2 separate regions of the Mus musculus genome follow, and region 2 is linked to region 1. A link is a loop called in an ENCODE intact Hi-C map of the cell type or tissue named here. Cell type or tissue: heart. All regions are shown on one strand. Links, peaks and the distances in the headings refer to the core of each region. The heading gives the core; the rest is flanking DNA.

The links. Peaks named below come from ENCODE experiments on the same cell type or tissue, not always from the same donor. Only the 100,000 strongest peaks of a DNase experiment are listed, where the experiment ranks them.
Region 2: it touches region 1 in a loop (4-fold over the local background); 1 of 42 quality-filtered maps calls a loop at or near these places.

Annotation. Positions count from the first base shown.
Region 1 is chr10:93,370,713-93,380,756 of GRCm38, forward strand. No RefSeq gene overlaps it. Among named protein-coding and RNA genes, the nearest start is that of Gm17745, 40 kb to the left of the region's middle. In heart, for the core only: no CTCF peak of the experiment used is centred there; DNase peaks (open chromatin) are centred at 4,459, 4,789, 5,259 and 5,829; H3K27ac peaks cover 1,940 bases.
Region 2 is chr10:93,305,739-93,315,782 of GRCm38, forward strand. It overlaps Elk3 (ELK3, member of ETS oncogene family), which reads right to left and starts at 5,421. Exons shown (of 5, transcript NM_013508.2): 1 at 5,014-5,421. In heart, for the core only: a CTCF peak has its summit at 4,768; DNase peaks (open chromatin) are centred at 3,553, 3,993, 4,573 and 5,363; H3K4me3 peaks cover 4,255 bases; H3K27ac peaks cover 3,840 bases.

The DNA.
Region 1 (10,044 bases), core at 2,842-7,841:
ACAGAGTACCTGGGTCCCAAGGTACTCGAACAAGGCGCAGACACATGGATAGGCATGGAAAAAGAGGTGGCTATTAAGGAAGGGAAAGGGGGTCCTAGGAAGGGAGTAAGCCTGTGAACTGAAGAAGTGGCTCAAAAGCCATGAGACTCGGGACTCTTTGTAGATCATCTACCTAGTACTTGTTTGTCCCACATTTGAATATCACAGCTATCTCTCCGTGCTCTATTCTTTGGCTGTGGCCTAGGTGGGATCTTTCTCTGCCAACTGGCTTCTTTTACACGTTAATCTTCATGTAGATTTCTCTACTGCAGCAACTTGGCTACCACCAAAGGACTCAGGTATCACTCTTATAAGATAAGCATCCTTCCTAATTGTCTTGTGTCATAAAAACTGAGGAAGTGAATAAGGTAGAGTTGTCTGGTTTTGTGTGTTTGTGTGTGTGTGTGTGTGTGTGTGTGTGTGTGTGTGTGTGTGTGTGTGTTTGAGTGTGTGCGCCAAAGACAACTTTAGGTAGAATTCTTCAGGTACCATTTACCTTCTTTTTGAGGTAGGGTTTCTCACTGGCCAGGAGCTCACTAAGTAAATTAGACTGGCTGGCCAGCAAGCCCCATAGACCTACCCATCTCTGTGCTGGGATTACACTAGCCCACACCATCATGTCTGGCTTTTGTTTCAGTGGGATCTGGGCCTTGAACTTATGCCCTTGAACTCACAAAGGAGGTAATTGCCTTACCTGCTAAGTGACCACTTCAGTACAAGTTGACCCATTTCCAAATCAAGCGACGAAAACGGGCTGGATATCCATCTGGTGTCGTCCTTGGCTAACTCTTTCAGCTCTTCCCTTAGTTTAGAAGCTGGCGAGCATTGAGGAGGAGAGGATGGGACCCAGGCTGAGGGGTGAGGCTTCACGTGGACGGGTAGTCCTCACTGCTCTCCATCCAACCTCTTACCAGAACCTTCTGGAAAAATGGAGTTTTCTAGTGGAGAATTGCCCCTTGTCCCCTAGTCAGTCTATAGGCAAGACAAAATTGCTTTAATAATCAGACCACATCACCCATTTGCGTAGAACCCACCATGAATGTGAAAGTCACATCCTCCTGGCCTACAAGGGTATCCATACCCACATTGCTGCTTCAGCATCTGATGATATTGCCCAGGACAGCCCTGTGCTTTAGTCATGTCTTGCCTCTCCCTTCCCCCTCTCCTTTCTCTCCACCCCCCTTTTCCTTCTTTCTCTGTCTTCTCTTCATATAATAGCTTTATTAGGATATTACTTGTATGATGTACACTTCACCTATAGCAGTTCAGTGGGTTTTAGTATATTCTCAGGGTTGTGATACTAGTAGCGAATCAATTTGAGAAAACTTGCCTTTTGAGTACATTAAGAAGAAGCTGTTTATTTTACATGTATGCGTGTGTGTCTGCTTGTCTGTATGCCCACCATATGCTCGCAGGTACCACCCGAGTCCAAAGGAGGATGACAGATGCTTAGGAAGTAGAGGTATAGGCTATGGTGAGCCATCTTATGTGGGTGATGGGAATTAAACCCAGGTCCTCTGTAAGAGCAGCAAGTATTCTTAACCACTGAGCCATTTTCTGGCCCTCTGGCTCCTTGCATTACCCACCTTGTTCCTTGGAACAAAAGGCTAAGGAATGGATGAGAATTCAGCATCGTATCAAATGATCAAGGGGCTTCTTCTCCAGCTCACAGAGGGCTGCTCAGCAGCCATGGCTGTGCTCTTGGTCCACCTTCCCCTCACTGCAGAGACAACGGGCTGCCTCTCGGTTTGCAACCACGTGAGTGTGAGGAGGTCCCTTCCTAGTCCTAGACTTGAGTTTGTCTCAGTCTCAGTAGTGTGATCCACAGGCCAACCTCATTGCACCTATCTTATAAGGAGTTCCACACTGTGAGCTTTAGCGGAAAAAGACGTGGGGGAGAGCACTGATGGACGACTCTGATCAAAGCATATTTTAAATGTATATACATAGGAAAGTATAGTGAAATTCATCATTTTGTGTAACTAATATACAGTAATAAATGATGTCTATTAACAACTGATGGCAGCAGCATACACCTGCCGTCCCAGCCGTGGGAGGTTAAAGCAGAGAGCTTATGAGTTAGAAGTCAGCCTAGGGTCCACAGTGAGACCTAATCAAAAGAAAATAAGCTTTCTGATAATGAATCTTGGGGGTTCTCAAAAATCATAAAGACAATTATATAGCTGTTCAAATGGCAGTGTTTTGAAAACTTACTGGACCCCCAAATCCCCAGCCGTTGTAATCTTGGGTTGAAGCCAATATGAACCACTGACTGCATGGAGTTGCCAGGGTTCTGGGTTGGAGTAAGGGCTGTGGCTCAGGATGTGAGCATCATTGTGACCGCCCCTATCTCCTCCCCTGTCTTCTCAAAAGCCCCAGCAAGCTTAGAAGACATGAGTGTGCCTTGCAAAGTAACTTTGTGAGTTTTCTAATTTCCCAGGTGTGCAAAAATTATTATTATTTTAAAGGGCTGCCTTTAAAAAAAAATAAAAGCAATGTTTCCTTAAATGGAGTAGCAGGTATGAAATCCTTGTTGTATTTATTAAGCTCTGAAGTCAATTTTTGTGAGTCTTGTGCTACTTAGAGAGGTTTCCTGTGGGGTCCTGGAAGGTGTGTTTATGGCTTATGTGCTTATGGTACCCCGTCAGAGTGAACAACTTCACGTTTTTTATTTTAATTTTTGACTGCATTTGCTAGATTTGCTCATTTTGATTTGCTTTTCAGTGACAGCTATCAAGGCCCCTACTGTGCGCAGATGCTGACCTCAGCAATTCCCATGATCCTCCATTTGATTCTCAGAACAGGCCTCACTTAGGGTTCGTATTGTTGTCTCCATTTCACACACAGGGAAACTGAGGAATCAAGAAGAATTCCCAAAAGGTCACTCAACTAATAATATCAGAACGAAGCTTGAAGCTGTGAAATTGGGCCCTGGAATCCCTGGTTTGGGATGTCACCCAGTGCATTAATTGGGACTAGCCTGGGCTACATAGTGACACCCTACCTCAAAAACAAAGAACATGCAGATGCACACATACACACACACACACACACTTACATTGTGTATATGTAAGAGGTGCCAATCCATAACTAGTTATAATAGTTTGTGAAGATGATCGGTAACCCTTCCAACACTGTTATTGGATGTTCCAAGACGTTCCCGAAATTCAAAGCTTCATTTGGACCATCAGGGGTACAAGGTGATAAGTCAGGAGCTTTTCTGAACTGATGAACATAGGAGGTTTTGTCAGAAACTGGGTAAGTCCGGGCTTCTGGTAGTGCCTTTGGAGTTGACGGGTTTATCCATCGGGGAGCTAATTAAATCTGGCAAACTCTGTTTGCTCATGAAAATCTGGGTTTCTTCCTGACACTGCTGGCCCCTGAGAGCAGCTGCCTCTCACAGACCTTCCTGGCCTTTCTCCACAGCTCACTGACTGGCCTTTCTTTTCTTGGTTCAGCTCTCAGTCTAGTCTAGAGTTCCCAATCTCAACACTAGCATCCTCCGGGCTGGCTGAATCTTTGCATAGAGATGCTCGGGTCTCTACCTGCTGGATAGATAGATATCAGGAGCATGTCCCCTCTCCAAATGGCAGCAACTGGAATTGTCTCCATGTGTATCACCAGATGTCTTTGCAGGAGCAAATTTGACCCTGATCAGGAGCCATTAGGATGAGAAAGTGTGGAACCCACAGCACTCAAATTAGAGTTGCATATACAATCTTCCATGGTAACCCTGACAGCATGAATTAAGCCTCCAGCAGAATAGAGCAGGGATCTGACAGCCCCAGAGGTGAGAAATTAGACACTTTGCCTTTTGTATAGCCTGTGCAATTAGCGGGCTGATTCCACTTTAAAAAGGGGGGGGGGACTTGTCACATTTCCAAACTTGTCACCAATTGATGTGACTATTCTTGGGATATGGTAATTAGTTACCAACTATATAAAAGACAAAATGCACAGAGTTTTAGAATTTGGATACTGTGGGGGGTCAGGGGTAGTAGGGGAGGTGCACCGAACCCAGATGCTAGGTTTAGAGTTTATAGTCCCAAGTCTTCATCTGTGGTAGGGAAACATTAAGATCCTAGACATGTGATTCAGTAGTGTCTTGGCCTGGGCCCACAGATCTGCTCACACTGAAGAGCCAATACACCTTTCGGCTCCATCTGTTTCTATAGGAGCCTTGCTAATTGGGATTCCTGGACCTCACACTGGTGCCATTTAGTCATCCAGACCTGTAACCTTTCATTACCATCCATTACCACCCCTGTGCATTCTTTCCAGCACACCTAGAAGCTGGGACTAATCGGAGGCTGTCACAGCTTACAGATGGCTGGTCGTTAGGGACAACACTGGTCTACACAATCTTTGTTTTGGATGCCAAAGAGGATTTCCTCTTTCCAGGGCTGCCCAGGGCTGTCCCCTGGACCAGAAGCATACTTCCTGAGGCCTGGCAGCATCTGCCACTGTGACCTTGGGTTTTGGTTTCCTTTGTGTCTTAAGAGCAGATGTCCGAAAGTCCAACCAGGGGACAGGTGGGCTAGAGAGGTGGCTGTGTCTCAACTTGGGGGGCTGCTGGCTGGTAGGGTGTGAGGTAAGAGGAGCTGAGCTGAACCAGGCCTCGACGGGGCGGGGGCAGGGCTTGCCAGACCACAGTGACCTTTGAGATCTGAGAGTGAAGGGGAGAGGAAGCCCGGTTTTGCTGCTCTGGGCTCAGAACTTCCTAAAGGCGGGGCTCCTCCTGTTCTTTGCTTTCCTCTAGGTTCGTGTCAGCAGGTCAGCAGAAGAGATCATACACTCAGCCGTGGAGGAGGGTCAGAATTCGCAACACCAGAGCGATAATGGCTCTCCCTGGGCATTCTGGACTCAGGAAACAAGGCTTTGTTTATAGCTAGAGACACTGACTTCCTTGTCATTTAATGAAGGTCCCTGACTTGGAAGCAAGCGCTCCAAAGAGCCAAGCTGAGACCTAGGCCCATATGAACTTGTCTAGCTTCTAGCTTCAGTGACCAAAATTCACTTTGGCTCAAACATTGCCCCCCCCCCTTTTTTTTCCCCAACGTGGAACAGGTCTTCCTTTATCATTTCCTGATTCCTTCTCCTCTTCTCTCCTAAGAGTCTGTTCACTGCTGTCTCCCAGAATTGTCTCAGGTCAAGCAGTGGGCAGACCCCCCACGCCTGGGCCCTCTACTCTAGTTGACCCTACGGGGGTGCCAACTCTCTTACTAAGCTAAGCACAGTAACTGTGGCCTTTTGGGTCACCTACATTTCTCTCATGGAGGACCCTTGTGTATTTGGTGGTGTCTAGGGTGGTGGTGGGGGTCAGATGTGAACACAGCCAATCTTGTCTACCTCTCTCACTCTGGAAGAAGGTGTATGAAGCATTCACCTTCAGATGGCGGGGAGGTAATCAGAAATGAATACTTCTTTTGAAGTTGATTCTCTTATGTGGACCCAGCCACTGGGGACTTTTGACTTCTTTCTTCGGGTCTCCCTCCCGGGCAGTCCTCCATCTCGGTGGAAAACAGAGCACAGTAGCTGAGCAAAGGGAGCTGGGATTTAGACTGACCTGCCTGTCACTCCCAACAGCATCACTTGGGTGAACAACTCTGTTTTCTCATCTATAAAGGAGGATACAAAGAAAGGCTTGATGCGTAGAGAGAATGTTCACAGCTTCTCTTGGAAAGGCAGCACTGTCTAATATGACAAATAGGGTTTCATCCTCTCCACAGAGGTGGGCAGGACACGTCCCACAAGACAAAGGAAGGATCTGTTTGCAGCTCCAGGAAGGAAGTAGAGAGCCTGGAGGGACAGGAAACCCAACTCCAGAAAGGACCCCTCCCTCCACCAAAATCGGAGTCAACATTCCCCAACGAATAGAGTAACTTCAAGGGTGTGATGATAAAAACAGAGATCGGACTGAATTCTGTCTCCAGGGAGCGGGGGGGGGGGGACAGAAATACAAAGGCAACTCAGGACAAGAGATGGTAGGGAGCCAAGGGCACCATGGGGTTGTTATCAGAGGCCACCAGGAACACAACCAGCTTCAGAAATATTGGGGCGCTAAGCTGGCCACTTGGTTACACAGGCAAAATTGTGGGTTAGTGCGATCCTTCTGTTTCCTGCTTTCCTGGGCCCTTCCTTCTCCATTTTCAGTCTCAGTTTAGACATCACTTCCCCAGATTTCCCAAATACGGGCTAGGATTGTAAACCCAGGGCTCCTCACAGGGGTTCTGGCAGTAGGAGGTGTCTCCCTCAGTTAGAATTGCTCAGAGGAATATCTGCTTTCCCACTAGACTGTTCACTTGACAAGGTCAAAGGTAAATGGTTTCTTCCACTGACGTAGCATCTTTCACGTAAGCTTCCTGAAATATGTGAATGGTGGCCGTGGGAAAAGTACAGTCTTTTTATGTCCTCTAAAGAGCAGGTTCACGTCCCTGCTGTGCCGTAGATAAGCTGTGCAGTGCCGTCTGAGCATGCTACTGAACCCCTCTGAGCTCTACTCAACCCCATGAGCAAATGAAGGGTATAAGCCAGCCAACGACCTCAGGGAGTGTCGAGCGCGCCCCCAACTCGCCAGCAAGAACGACGCCACAGCAGGATCCTTCTGCACACGTTTATTCAGTCCTATTTCTTCTTTCTCTATATATCTCCCTTGTTTATATCTCCCCTGTTTATATCTCCCTTGTTTATATCTCCCTATAATAACAATCCTCTCTCGAATAATAATCCTCCCTCTAACCCGGGCCTCTCACTCTTATATACTCTCAGTTCCCATCCACGCACAGCAGGCCACGCCACCTCACCAGGCACGCAGCTTCAGCTAATCAGGGCAGCAGGGGCAAATCTCCACCAAATTGGATTCACCTGAATCCTGGTACACCTGCGCAGCACTCAAGATGTTTGTGTCTTATATGAGGAAGTCAGGTGCAAGTCATATGACTTAGCTGCAGTCTCTGGCGCCTTTGGGACTGCCGCCACACCCGCTCCCCACAATTCCCCCTTTTTTCTTTTTTGGCAGAGAGAATGTCTGTAGATAGCCCCTCGAAACCATGCCCCTTACCCGTCCTTGGGAGACAAACAGCATTGGTTTGATCCCTGTCTTAGGTTGGTGACATGCCCAGGGAGTCTTATCACTGACTACCTCTCTATCATGCCAAGCCACTCCTGGGGAGATTGTGTTTTGCTTGTGGCAGGTGCATCAAAAGGCCAGGATGTTAATTAACTTATGGCCAGATCTTAATTGCTGCAAGCAAGCCTCATGGGTGAAGGTAGAGGTCTGATCCCCAGTGTGCAAGCATAGGGGCCCTACACAAAACCATCCCTTAGGCTCATCACCCAGAGAGGTCTTGGCCAGCTCCCGTGTCGTTTTTCCTGGGGGAAGGGAACTAGGACACTGAACCTTCATGCAATCAGACATACCTTCCACAGGATGCCAACAGCAAGCTATCCTCTGTGCAGTGCTTAGCCTCGCACCCCACGGCATAACGCAGCATAATTTCTTTTAGAGCGGCAAACCGAATCTGAGGAGATTGTCCCGCCTCCACTGCAGCAAAAGCCTACGCTACCATGGCAAAAGTGCGGGCCTGCACACTCTGCACCTAACACATGTGCCAAACACACAACACACACACACACTATAACAAGCATACATCCCAGGGCTCTCATCCCCGCTCATCTTCTCTGAAGCAAGGGATAGATAGCCAGAGGGGCTATCTCTTTAAGGGGAATTCAGGGATCAAAAAGCGTGGAAAAATTTGAATGTCATGTCGAGCTGGTATCGGCTTCTGGAATACCGAAAGGATCTCTCATCTTGGCTCCATCCTTTGTGCTTGTGGGATCATCCACCACATCCACAGGGGCAACTGGATCAGGAGCCTCATTCTTGCAGCGTCTCACCAATCTCTCCGGCACCCAAAGAGGTTCCGTCTAATCCTGTGGAAACACACAAACAGACCCTCTCGCCCACGTCAACACCTGATCTGGTCGATCCTCTCCAAATATCCGGACAGAAGGTCCACCTACAGGTGGCTGCTGAGGAGGCATAGGGAGGCGGCACAAAAGCTAATTTGCCTTCCTCCTCCACCTCGGCTCTTTTATTTTGTCCTTTTTGACCACCTGATAACACTGTGTCTCCTTTCTTTTTCTTTTTCTTTTTCTTTTTAAGCCCTTCTCCTCTTCCGACATACTTTCTTGTTGCTCTATAAGGATTTTCTGACCTGTCTTGACTGCCTCTACACACAGTTTCAAACAGTAACAGAGTCCATATATCAGAACAAACAAGACCAAAACTATCAGACCTACCCACAAAGGGTCAATGGGAGAAAAAAGCATAACTACACAGCGAGGATCTATTGATCACTACACTGAGGTTATCATAGTTCCTTAACTTGTCCCCAAACCAGGAACCTTAACTTATCCCAAAACCAGGAACCTTTCGTTACCTTGTGCCTGCTTCCTGGCAACTTTATGCTCACCTCTATTTTATCCGAGGTCCTTCCCAAACTCCTGGGGTCACAAGTTTCACTCACCGTGAACTTACCCTGCCGGCAACCACTGACTGCTGAAAGTTCTGAACTCGGTGGGGGAGTCGGTTCCCCGTACGGGCCACCAATTGTCGCGCCTGCTCTCGACCAGCAAGAACGACGCGACCACCAGTCCTTCTAACAGCAGTTTATTCAGTCTTCATCTTTCTTCTTTCTCTTCATCAGTACCGTTCCCCAGCTGAAGAGTTCTGAATCCACACCAGATCCTTCTCAACAGTCTGTTTTACGGGAACCTTTATTAACTGCTCCTTCCCCGTGATGCAGTTCTGAATCCTCCCTGTAGCAGGGGGTCTTCGCTCTTGCCTGAAGATGTTTCTTGTCCCGGGTTTCGGCACCAACTGTCGAGCGCGCCCCCAACTCGCCAGCAAGAACGACGCCACAGCAGGATCCTTCTGCACACGTTTATTCAGTCCTATTTCTTCTTTCTCTATATATCTCCCTTGTTTATATCTCCCCTGTTTATATCTCCCTTGTTTATATCTCCCTATAATAACAATCCTCTCTCGAATAATAATCCTCCCTCTAACCCGGGCCTCTCACTCTTATATACTCTCAGTTCCCATCCACGCACAGCAGGCCACGCCACCTCACCAGGCACGCAGCTTCAGCTAATCAGGGCAGCAGGGGCAAATCTCCACCAAATTGGATTCACCTGAATCCTGGTACACCTGCGCAGCACTCAAGATGTTCGTGTCTTATATGAGGAAGTCAGGTGCAAGTCATATGACTTAGCTGCAGTCTCTGGCGCCTTTGGGACTGCCGCCACACCCGCTCCCCACAAGGGAGAGAGATGCTCAGAGGATGGTGGGTCCTTAGCCCATCTTCTGTTTGACACATCTGTCCCACTCCCACCTCCTTGTCACATCCCAGGTCCTGGTCCCTCCCCTTTCTTGTAACCGCTTCTCTTAGACTTGTAAAGCTCTTCCTGTGTGCCCGGTGGTGTTCGAAACCAGGAGTAGCAAACTTTAGCTTGTTTACCAGACCTAGTCCAGCACCTGTGTTTGTAACCGACTCTCCGTGAACTAAGAAAGGTTTTTTATACTTTTAAATCCTTGCCCCCCCCAAAAAAAGATTGAAAGATTTCATGACACATGTAAATGACTTGAAATGCAAATTTCTGTGACCATAAATAAAATCTCACTGGTGGACCAGTTATATTCATTCTTTTTTGTGTTGTCTGTGGCTGCCTATCTCGTCCCTTGGAGCTGCTGGACCATAATTTGAGTGGCCTATACACAATAGGGAGTTACTTCTCACATTTCTCGAAGCTGGGATGTTCAAAGCACCTGTATTAGGTGCTTGGTAAGAGCTTTTAGATTCATACCTATGATGTAATCTCACTGTGTAATTGCAATGTGGAATAGGTTACAGCTCTCTGGGATCCCTCTTATAAGGGTTCCACTCATGTGTCCAAACATCCTGTCCCCCTCTCAATACTATCATCTTGGGGACTAGGGCTAGA
Region 2 (10,044 bases), core at 2,041-7,040, 66 kb before region 1:
AACACACAAACACAGGGGTAATTTAATTTGCTAGTGCTAAGCCCTCAGTGGCAGAACGACAGTGGTCATGGTATTCCTGCCATGGTGTCAGTCAAAAAGCTGAATGACCTCGATTCAAACTGGCCACAGGCTATAGTAATATTGAGCTTGAAAAAAACAAAAACAAATTTAAAACAGCAAAAGTTTGGAAAGTGGAGATATAGCAAGAAACAAAGATTGTCTACGAGAACCCTTCTTCCCCTCCACAGCTAGCTCAGCCTAGGGTATATTTTTTCCAGTTTAACGTCCATTCTCTCCCCTTTTCTAGCTTTCTGCTCTGATGTGTAGTGTGCCCTCACTTCCTGTTACTACAGCTCGATACTCCACTGCCAATCATGACTCATTCTTAAATCATACAGAAACTCATCAAAATCCCAAATTTCACAGCACACAGGAACCCCAGTCTTTCAAGAGGGCAGCATTCTTAAGATATTCCAAACGACAAAACCCCAAACCAGTTCATCCGAAATCATGTCACCCTCCATAAACATAAGCTCACTGTCTGGCAACTTGGAATCTCAGCCGTCATCATTAAACTGCACTCTGTGGGGGTGCTGGGTGAAAATGCACTCTTTTAAAAAGTAAGACGTGACTCTAAATAAAACCTTCCGAGCGATCGAGCACACATGTTCCTGCACATCTGTGTACACAAGGCACATTTTACAAAGACTACAAAAATATACAACAAAATGTTATCAGTGGAGTTTGGGGGAGATGTTTATTGTTGTCGTTGTGGCTTTCTTTGTTTTCCTAGAGTAATTTGTGATACTCTTCACAACCAAGAAAAACAGAAAAAGTAGCCTTGAGAAGACATCTCGTGACTGGTGTGGTTGTAACCGGCTCTAAGTCACCCTGCGAAAGCCAAGAGGAGCTTTGCCAACTACTACATGAAAAATGTCTGCCAGAAGCCGGGCGGTGGTGGCGCACACCTTTAATCCTAGCACTTGAGAGGCAGAGGCAGGCGGATTTCTGAGTTCAAGGCCAGCCTGGTCTACAGAGTGAGTTCCAGGACATCCAGGGCTACACAGAGAAACCCTGTCTCGAAAAAGAAAAAAACAAAAAACAAAAAAAAAAAAAAAGAAAGAAAGAAAAATGTCTGCCTGTAACATTCGAAGCCACATGGTGCACATCAGGGCCTTTGCTCATGAACACAGGTGAGTTAAGGAGGTCTAGGGAAGGGGCCGCTAGCACAGAATCAAACAGACAGAGAACACATTGCTTTTTATGCACGAGGAGGAGTCTGAGGTCTGGGAAGCAAAGAGGATCCTGCCATTGCCTAGGCATGTCAAGGACCCAAACTCTCTATTAGTAAGGGGCAACTCACCTTTAAAACAAAAGACTACTCCAGGAAGTCATATCTGTGGGTAATTCTTTAATTAAGTGCCTTGGGCTTGCCAGTAGGTTATGTTTCTGTGACATCTGACAAAGCTATCTATATAAATATAGTTTGGTAGCATAGAACGCACAAAGTCCCATATCTGAGCGCTGGGAAGGAAGATTTTAAATTATACACACTGCTTGGAAGTCCTTTAAAACCAATTTCAGGAAGAGATTTAAGTTCCAAAAAGTTATGACAAGCATAAATTTTAATGTATGACCTCAGGGTTGCATTTACTGTATATTAGCAGTTTTGAATTAATTGGTTTCTTTCAGAAGGAGACAAAGGGGGAGGTTTTAAGTAAATGCTTAGGTATCGTCAAAATTCAAGGACTCTCCCCATCCCAACAGGGCTCTTCCCATCTAAAGAGCATCGGCTCTGGCTGTGTGAAGACTCGGTGCTGAGGGAAGTTCAAAGATTCAACTCATGAAAGTTATATCATCACAATGTCAGCATCTGCCATTCTATCATTCAATGGCACAGAAAAGAAGACAGTTGGAGGATGGGGATGGGGATCAAGAGAGAGAAAAAGACAGAGACAGACATAAAGAGTATGTTGTCAAAGGGACCACTGAAGACTTTAATGTCCGTTTGTTGAATGAATGCCTGAGAGAGTTTATCATCCTCATCATTAAGGTGAAATAACTGCTTGGCGTAAGCACGGGAGACTTGCAGATTATCGATGGGGAGCTGTCTGGGACACTGGTGGTTGAATACCAGCATCCCTGGTTTCTGCCAGGTGGACTTAGCACCCCTACAGGTGTTCCTTGTAGGAAGCAAAATTATTCCTGGTTGAAAACCACAGAAGCAGATCTCAGGATTCTTCAACAACTTGGACTCTGATACCCTCCTTCTGTTCAGAACCTGGTTCTCAACCTGTGAGTCGAGACCGTCTGGGGGAGTCACATATTAGATAATCCCGCATATCGGATATTAACATTATGATTCATAACAGCAGCAAAAATTACAGTTATGAAGTAGTAACAAAAAATAATATCATGGTTGGGGGTTCATCACAACATAAGGAACTGTATTCCAGGGTTGCACTGTTAGGTTGAGAAGCACTGGGTTAGAAGGAAGTGTTCACAACCTTCTGGAATCCTCCTGCAGGATGATGGTAGCACCTGGAAGGTTTCCCCATCAGCTGAAGTTTTGTGGTCCTACTGAACACTCAACACCAGCAGTTTACTGACCACCCATTTAGCCCTAGGAAACGTTTGAGGGGCATCTTGGAAGTCTGGCCCACTGACTCACCTAGGGTGGGCTGGCTGGGTTGTTTTTTAGGACAGATTTGCCAAAGGAGAAGTCTTGGTAACATCTTGGAAGTCCTCACGAGAGGCACCATGTCCTCGGCAAGAAAGAAGCCCTGTGCTTTCAGTGGGGTTCTCTGAAATTCTTTGTCCTTTTTAGTAACTCTACACATTTCTAGTCAACATTTAAAAGGAGAGAGAGAGAGAGAGAGAGAGAGAGAGAGAGAGAGAGAGAGAGAGAGAGAGAGAGAGAGAGAGAGAGCCTGCTCTATATCTGGCATTGAAAGGCCATCCCTTTTCATGCTCTGGGGGTTTTGCAAGCACTCATTACTGGAAGCTCTTAGTACACTTATGGACAGTCTCCTTAACTGTCTGACCTACATACCCTCCTAACACAATCTGTAATTTTATAATCCTCATAAATTCAAACCCGTAACTGACCCTTTTCCAAATAAATGTGTGCCACAGGATGGGAGAGAAGGAAGGAGACCAGTGGATATTTTGGTGGGCAATAGGGCTCATAAATTGATTTAGGTTCTCACTGATAGATGCCTGGAACATGCTAGGTTTCCCAGCCTGACCTGACCTACCCCCCCCCCCCCAGCCATGTCCCCCTTCCCAACCCCTACAAAGCAGAGGAACAGATGGGAGAGGATGGGCAGGCATGTGTGTTTGTGTAAGAGTTGATTGAACATCAGAGAACAAAACAGAACATACATACAACTCTCTCTCTCTCCCTCTCCCAGCCCCGCCCCCCAGGAAAGCATGACTGAGACCCAAAATGGCCAAAGGGACTGCCAAGTTTTTTGAGAGTGTGCCCTAGAAAGACTGGCAGGGGTGGAGAAGGCACCTCTAAGTCAATAAGTCTGCAGGCAGACAGTGGCTCGCACAAAACCCCTCCTGTGCGGAGTAGCGGAAACTCCCAATGCGATTAGTCGGGGTGTGTGTGTGTGTGTGTGTGTGTGTGTGTGCAGACATTACTTAGCAATGACTAAAGGGCTCTCTCTTCCTGCAGCAGCCAGTGGAAAATTCAAGGAACATTTTTCCCCCTGCAGCAGCAGAATCCCTTTAACCCTCTCCCCAGCCAACTCCAAAAACAACTCGGCTTCCCCCCCCCATACGCCCCCCCCCCAACTGCCCCCCCCTCCCCACCTCCGGCAGAGCACTGCAGGGAGTTATAGGACGGCGAGGGGCTTTCGAGATGGGGAGGGCTGGAGGGGGCCGGCAGGGAAGGGGCGGGGGACCCTCAAACACTACAAAGGAAACTGTAAAAGGCACAAATACATAAACCTGAGAAGCAGCAGCAAGCCGCAGTTTCTTTGTGAGCTCCTCAGTGAGTCATTTTCAAGATGCTGTCTGCAGCCAGTTTCAAAGCGGAAGCGCACGGCAATTAGTCTTGCCGTTTCCAGACAAGCCAGAAACTCTCCCGACACTCTTTTTTTTTTTCCTTCTAAAAAGCCCCTTTTGCAGTTTCTGAAATAGCCTTTCTTGCTTCCACCCCCACCCGCCGCGTAACTGCAGCTTATCCTCGGAATGATTCGGTCGTAACAAAACAGAGACCATTTAATATTTTTAGCTCCCGCCTCCCAATTTCAAGCCCCCCCCCCTTAAAAAAAAGTTCCAGTAACATTACAGGCCAGCAGGCAGTTGGAAGTTAAAGAGCTGAGAGTTTCAAGTTCATCCCTTGCCTGGCCCATCTCCCCAATCCGAATCTGGACTAGCCGACTCGGCCGGCTTTTAAATGTCCATTAGACTGGGCGTGCGCCTGGGGCGGTGACCTGGGCGGGGGTCACCTGCCCAGAGAGAGTGGACGTAGCCCCGGGCCCCACATCTCCATGGCCCAAGTCCTCCGCTCCCTCTCCACCCCTGTGCTCTCCCCTGAATCCGAACACTCGCGCCTCGGTGCCCATCCTGAAGGGATCCGGACCGCAACCCCGGCTGGAGGTCAGTGACAATCCAGCCTCCAGCCACGCAGCCCGCTTCGACCACTATCCCTAATCCCAGAGCCCCGGAGCCTCGCTGCAGGGATACAGGAGTTTGCACTCAGGGTGTCTCCTCCGGGCTTCGCAGTGCAGACCCCAGGCCCGAGCACGAGCTCCCGGGGTGGCGCCGGTGGCGGTGGCGGTGGCGACGCACAGCATCCTCCCCCGCGGGGACGCACCCCCATCCTCCCCCAACGCAGTCTACAACTCACCCCACAGCGCCCACAACCCCACCCCCACCAGCCAAAGAAAAGAAAGAAGGAGAAAGGAGAAAAAAAAAAAAGAGGAAAAATTAAAAAAAAAAAATAGCCCGAAGAAAACTTTGCAAGCGCTGGAGCAACAGGCAAACAGTCCTGCAACCTACCCAGACGTGGGGGAGCGTTTGGGAGTCTTCTTGGGGAGATTTCTAGGAGGAACCGGGCGAAAGCCCCCGACTTTCCATGCTGACAGGCGTCTGCAGACGGTCTGTTGCTCTTGTAATGAGATCCTGATTTTCCCCCCTCTTTTTTTTTTCTTTCTCTCGCTCCTCTTTTTTTTTTTCTCCCCCCCCCCCCTCCTCTGGTGTGTGTGAGAGCAGGAAGTTGGAGCAGTCAGGCCGAGCCTGCTCACTTCCTTTACTGCATTATTCCCCAGGCGGTGTGCAGTCTGTGTAAACAGGCTTTTCCGCCCCGCGCCGTGCGCCCGGGCCGCGGCTGTGCGCCGGGGCTGCCCGCCCAGACCCGCGCATACCCCCGGCGCCGGGCCCCGCGCCCGCCCGCACGCCCCGCGCGCCCCCGCGCCGTGCCCGCCCCGCTTCCTGCTCGGCCACCCCAGGGGAGGAGCCTGGGGACCCGCCGGCCAGGCCGCCGTCTCTCCACTCGGCGGGGGCTCCGTCGGCTCCTGAGCCCTCGGGTTCCTAAGTTTGGCATCACCCTGGGTTCGTGCCCTGCTAATGGTGCCCCGAAAGGGAGGTCCCTAAGCGAGCTTTTCTCTACCATAGGCATAGAAGAAGAGTTTAGGGACAGGAGGGATGGCGAGTGGGGTTCAGGACTTTGGATGCTCTGGGAACCGGGCTGCTTTTATTGCGGACCAGAGGAGATGAGGGTGAAAAACATAAGCGTGCACAAAGGGAGATGGAGTCTTCCTAAGATGCTGTCGGATAGAGTTACTGTCGGGGCATATTTAACAGCAGCACTATAATTAATATTAATAGTAATAATTTGGAGGCAGTTTTAGAGTTGGGATCCTCTTTTGGGAATACTTTCTTAAGAGCCACAAACTAGGAGCCTTGTGTCTTAGAAAAGAGATGAGTGAAGTGGCTTTAGACAGGCACTGCTTAGGCGCTCCAGGTGGCTTGAGACAGGGGAAGGGGTACCCTGTGGTTTCAAGACTGGACTCCCCGCCCCTGAGGACAATGGCCAGGATCTGATTGGAGAGTTGGGCATTGCTCGGAGGATGCAGGAGGGAATGGGTCTCTTATTAACAAACCCTGTATACAGTTCCTCCAGCCCCAGCCTTCCAGAACCTTCCAGTCCCCTGCCTTTGGGGCTTTCTGACCAGTAGTTTTCAATCTTGAACGTTTGGCATGAGAGTACATGGCTCATTAAAGCCCTAATTGTAACCCTTAAGCCCTCACCTCAATGTGTCTGGTGTGATTGGAAGCCCCAATAACAGAATCGCGTTGAGAGTAAGGGGTGCTTTGCAAACTAGCCACAGCGTACTTATCCCAGACCAATGGCCAAGTCTCCAGGTCAGCAGGACAACATTCTGACATTTCCTTGCCCCCCCCCCATTAGCATTTGCTATCTCTCTGAAAGATTGCTTGTTTCTGAGTATCTGGTTACTATTAAAGGTTCTAGATTGAATTCAGGGATGTTAATACCCACCCCACACACGCACATCTGCAGGTGCCTGTCAGAACACCTTGTTAAACAAGGGCAGCATTTTTGCTTAATCACTGATGTGTATAACCTGCTGGTTATACACTGAGGACCAGGCTTGCCCGTGCTCTGAGAAGAGACAATGGTGGTGGGGAGAGGAGGGAGGGGGACCAAGGTAAGATGTGAAACAGAAGGAGGAATTATGGGAAAGGGGGCTGTCTATCAAACCCTGATTTTCCACAGCTAATTTTCCACTTTGGAGATTATCATTTAAAATCCCTAGTTGGCTTCTCCAGTCACTCAGCAAAACTCAGACTGTGTCCCTATATGATCCAGCTGTCCATGTGAACTGAATGCAGAGTGTGGATTTAGATTTATCATCCAACTCGGAAGCTCCCACACTTAGGAATACATGTTGCTTTTTATTTTAGAAAGTATCCACTTGGGAGAAGCTAATCTGAAGGGGCTACGTGCTGTATGATCCCACCTCTCCCAGAAAAGGCAGAACTATTGGCGCAGTGAGAAAGTTCTGGTCACCAGGGGTTGGGGACAGGAAGGGATGAGTAGTCAGAACAAGATTTTGGGGGGCCAGCCATGAACTGCTCCGTGTGAAGCTATACAGGTGGGTACCTGTAATCACGAATTATCATCAGGAGTGAGCCATCAGGTGAACTGTGGGTTTCAGGGGAGGTTGTGTCAAGAAAGGTTCGTCATTTGTAAGTGGTACCCCACTCTCTTGGGGGAGATTGGGAGGTGGCGTTCCTATACAGCCACTCAGAAAGCAAGCTCTAGAAATCAGATGGTCAGGTCTCGTTAGAGATTTAGCTTGGGGGTAAATTACTTGCCTCTCTTGTACAAAGCCATGAGTTCAATCTCCAGCACTAAAAAAAAAAAAAAAAAAAAAAAAAAGGAAAAAGAAAAGGTAGATAAGAAAGCAGGGTTAGAGTTAGGGTTAGGAAAAGAAATCAACCTAAAACAATTAGAACAGAACAGGTAAATACTGGCCACTTGAGCATTGGTCATTCTGGAGAGAAACCACAAAGTGGCTAGTCATTGTTACTTTGAAGAGGCTTAAGTTATTTGGGGTGCCTCGGGGGGGTTAGTGTTTGGGAATGGACATCCAAACGGACCGATGGAAAGGCAGCCCACTCTGGGGAAAGTGTTCACTGAAGGACCCTTCCGGCACTGAGCTTGAACAAGCAACAGTTTCTACCGATTTTTTTCTTTTAGAGCAGTGAGAGCCAAGTTTGCATTAAAACAGCATGCATTACGGACTAGGGTTTAAAAATGTTGGTGAATTCCATTTGAAAGTGTGTTCACAGGCGTTTCACAGACTGGTGGGTGGCCTCTCAGGAGCTGGCCTTCCCACTCCTTGTGGTTAGAGGGTTTGCTAGGGACGCTTCGAAGCATGGATTTGGACTGTCTCGGGAGTCTACTGCCTGTTTCTGTGTAGCGAAGAAGACTCTCTTTTAGTAATTATAGTTTGAAAAAAGGAAAAAAGAATAACCAAATTTGCCAGGCTTAAGTGGAAGAATTCACCTCTTTCAATTGTAGCTTTGAAAATACAGCAGTAAAATGTACCCGTTTAAAATGTCTACTTCAGTTGTGTGAAGCCTGCATGCTTTGTTAGGAAGCATTCATCTTGTAAAACTGTAATTCTGTAACCAGTAACTAACCTTCACCCTCCAACCCTACCCTGCCCCAAGCCTTTGGTAAGTCTCATTCTACTTCTTGCTTCTATGAATGTGATGAGATGCTTCACGGAAACAGAGCCATACAATATCTGTCTGTCCTCGACTGGCTTATTCCACTTAGCACAATGTCCTTCAGGCCAAGGCAAAGCATGTATAGAGGCACCCACTGTTGATGGGCATTTGAGTTGTCTCCATCTCTGGGCTACTGGGAATACTAAGAATTTATTTACTTTTATTTATTTTTGTGATGCTAAGGATCAAGTCCCAGGCTTTGTGCATATTAGATAACCATTTGCTTATCTATGTACAGGGCTTGATCCCAAGCCCAAGAATTTATATTTTTAAATGGCTGAAAACAAAACTTTTAAAGAGTAACATTTTGTAACCTGTGCATGTTACATAAAATTCGATTTCAGCATCCATAAAGTTTTATTGGGAGATAGACATGCTTATTCATTTGTACATTGTCTGACATTGTGTTTGTTCTGCATTGGGATGGATTAAAAGCTGTGACAGAGACTATATGGTCTGTACAAGCCAAAGTATTTTCTTTCTGGTTCTTTGTAGAAGGCATTTGTCTACCACTGGTTTAGACAAATGAAATTAAGCATCCTTTTTCATTGTTGTTGTTTTGGGTGGGTGTTCTGAATTGCTTTATGTCTCATGTTTGCTTTGGGGTGAGGGAGCAGTTTTGAGACAGGGTTTCTCTGTGTAGCCTCTCGCTTTCCTGGGCTATAAACCAGGCTAGCCTGGAACCCAGAGATCCACCTGCCTCTGCCTTGTGAGTGCTGGGATTAAAGGTGTGTGCCACCACACCCAGCTGCTTTTTGATTTTTGAGATAGGTTCTGGCTACACAGCCCAAGTTCACCTTGGATTTCTGATTCTTCTGCCTCCATGCTGGGATAAGGAGTGTACACCACCATGCTGACCGTGGCTTGCCTTTTAAACTGTCTCCCTTGTTCCGCAGAAGGCCTTTGTCTTGTCAGATGAAAATCTTAGCATCTCTGACAACCTTCACATCCACGAATTTCATTGTCAATGTAAATCAAGAACTATGCTTCATTTAATTCCTCTTGTTTGGACCTGGCAGGGACCAGTTGAACAATTTGTTTTTACAGGTCAAGTTCTTTAATTAAAAATTCGTCTCTGCCCCATGGGTTAGATTCTTGGAGAGGGAAATGTGACTTATTTTTGCTCTTGTAGATAGTATCCATCACATCTGGGAGTTTGTTAGCCTCCTGTTCACACTCTGCTGCCAGTTGTGATGTGTGATGCAGCCATTCACACTCAAGTTCACTGTAGTGATCCCAAGTTCATAATGTGTCTCCTCCCGCTGTGCTTATCCGAAACATCTTACCTGCATCAAAACAAATGTAGAGCAGAGCTCGATGTATGGTACACAGTTTTAATGCCCAGACCCAGGAAGCCAAATGTAGATATCTTTTTGCCACTTTGTGGGTTCTTTTTCAGTCCACCCTCTCAACCCCCCTAACACTAGATATGAGAAAAAAAAAAAAGGATAGAGAGGAAAGGAAAGAGATCCCTGAATAAGGTCAGAGGTCAGAAAGGTGGGACATTATCATTAGACTACTTCCTGATGATTAGGGGTGTCCAGTTCCTTGAGGCAAGTTTGATCTTTACCATCAGGATATCTAATTTCTCCTTGTTATTGTTGCTTCTTTGTGCATGGACTACTTAACAAAATTCAACCAACAGCAACCAACCATGACACCCAGTATCCTAGCATTTATGTACCCTCTGAAAAGTCCCCAGAAATCCCAACAACATACAATACCACACAATCGCAGAAACTATCTTCAGCTGGCAAAATCACAGCCCTG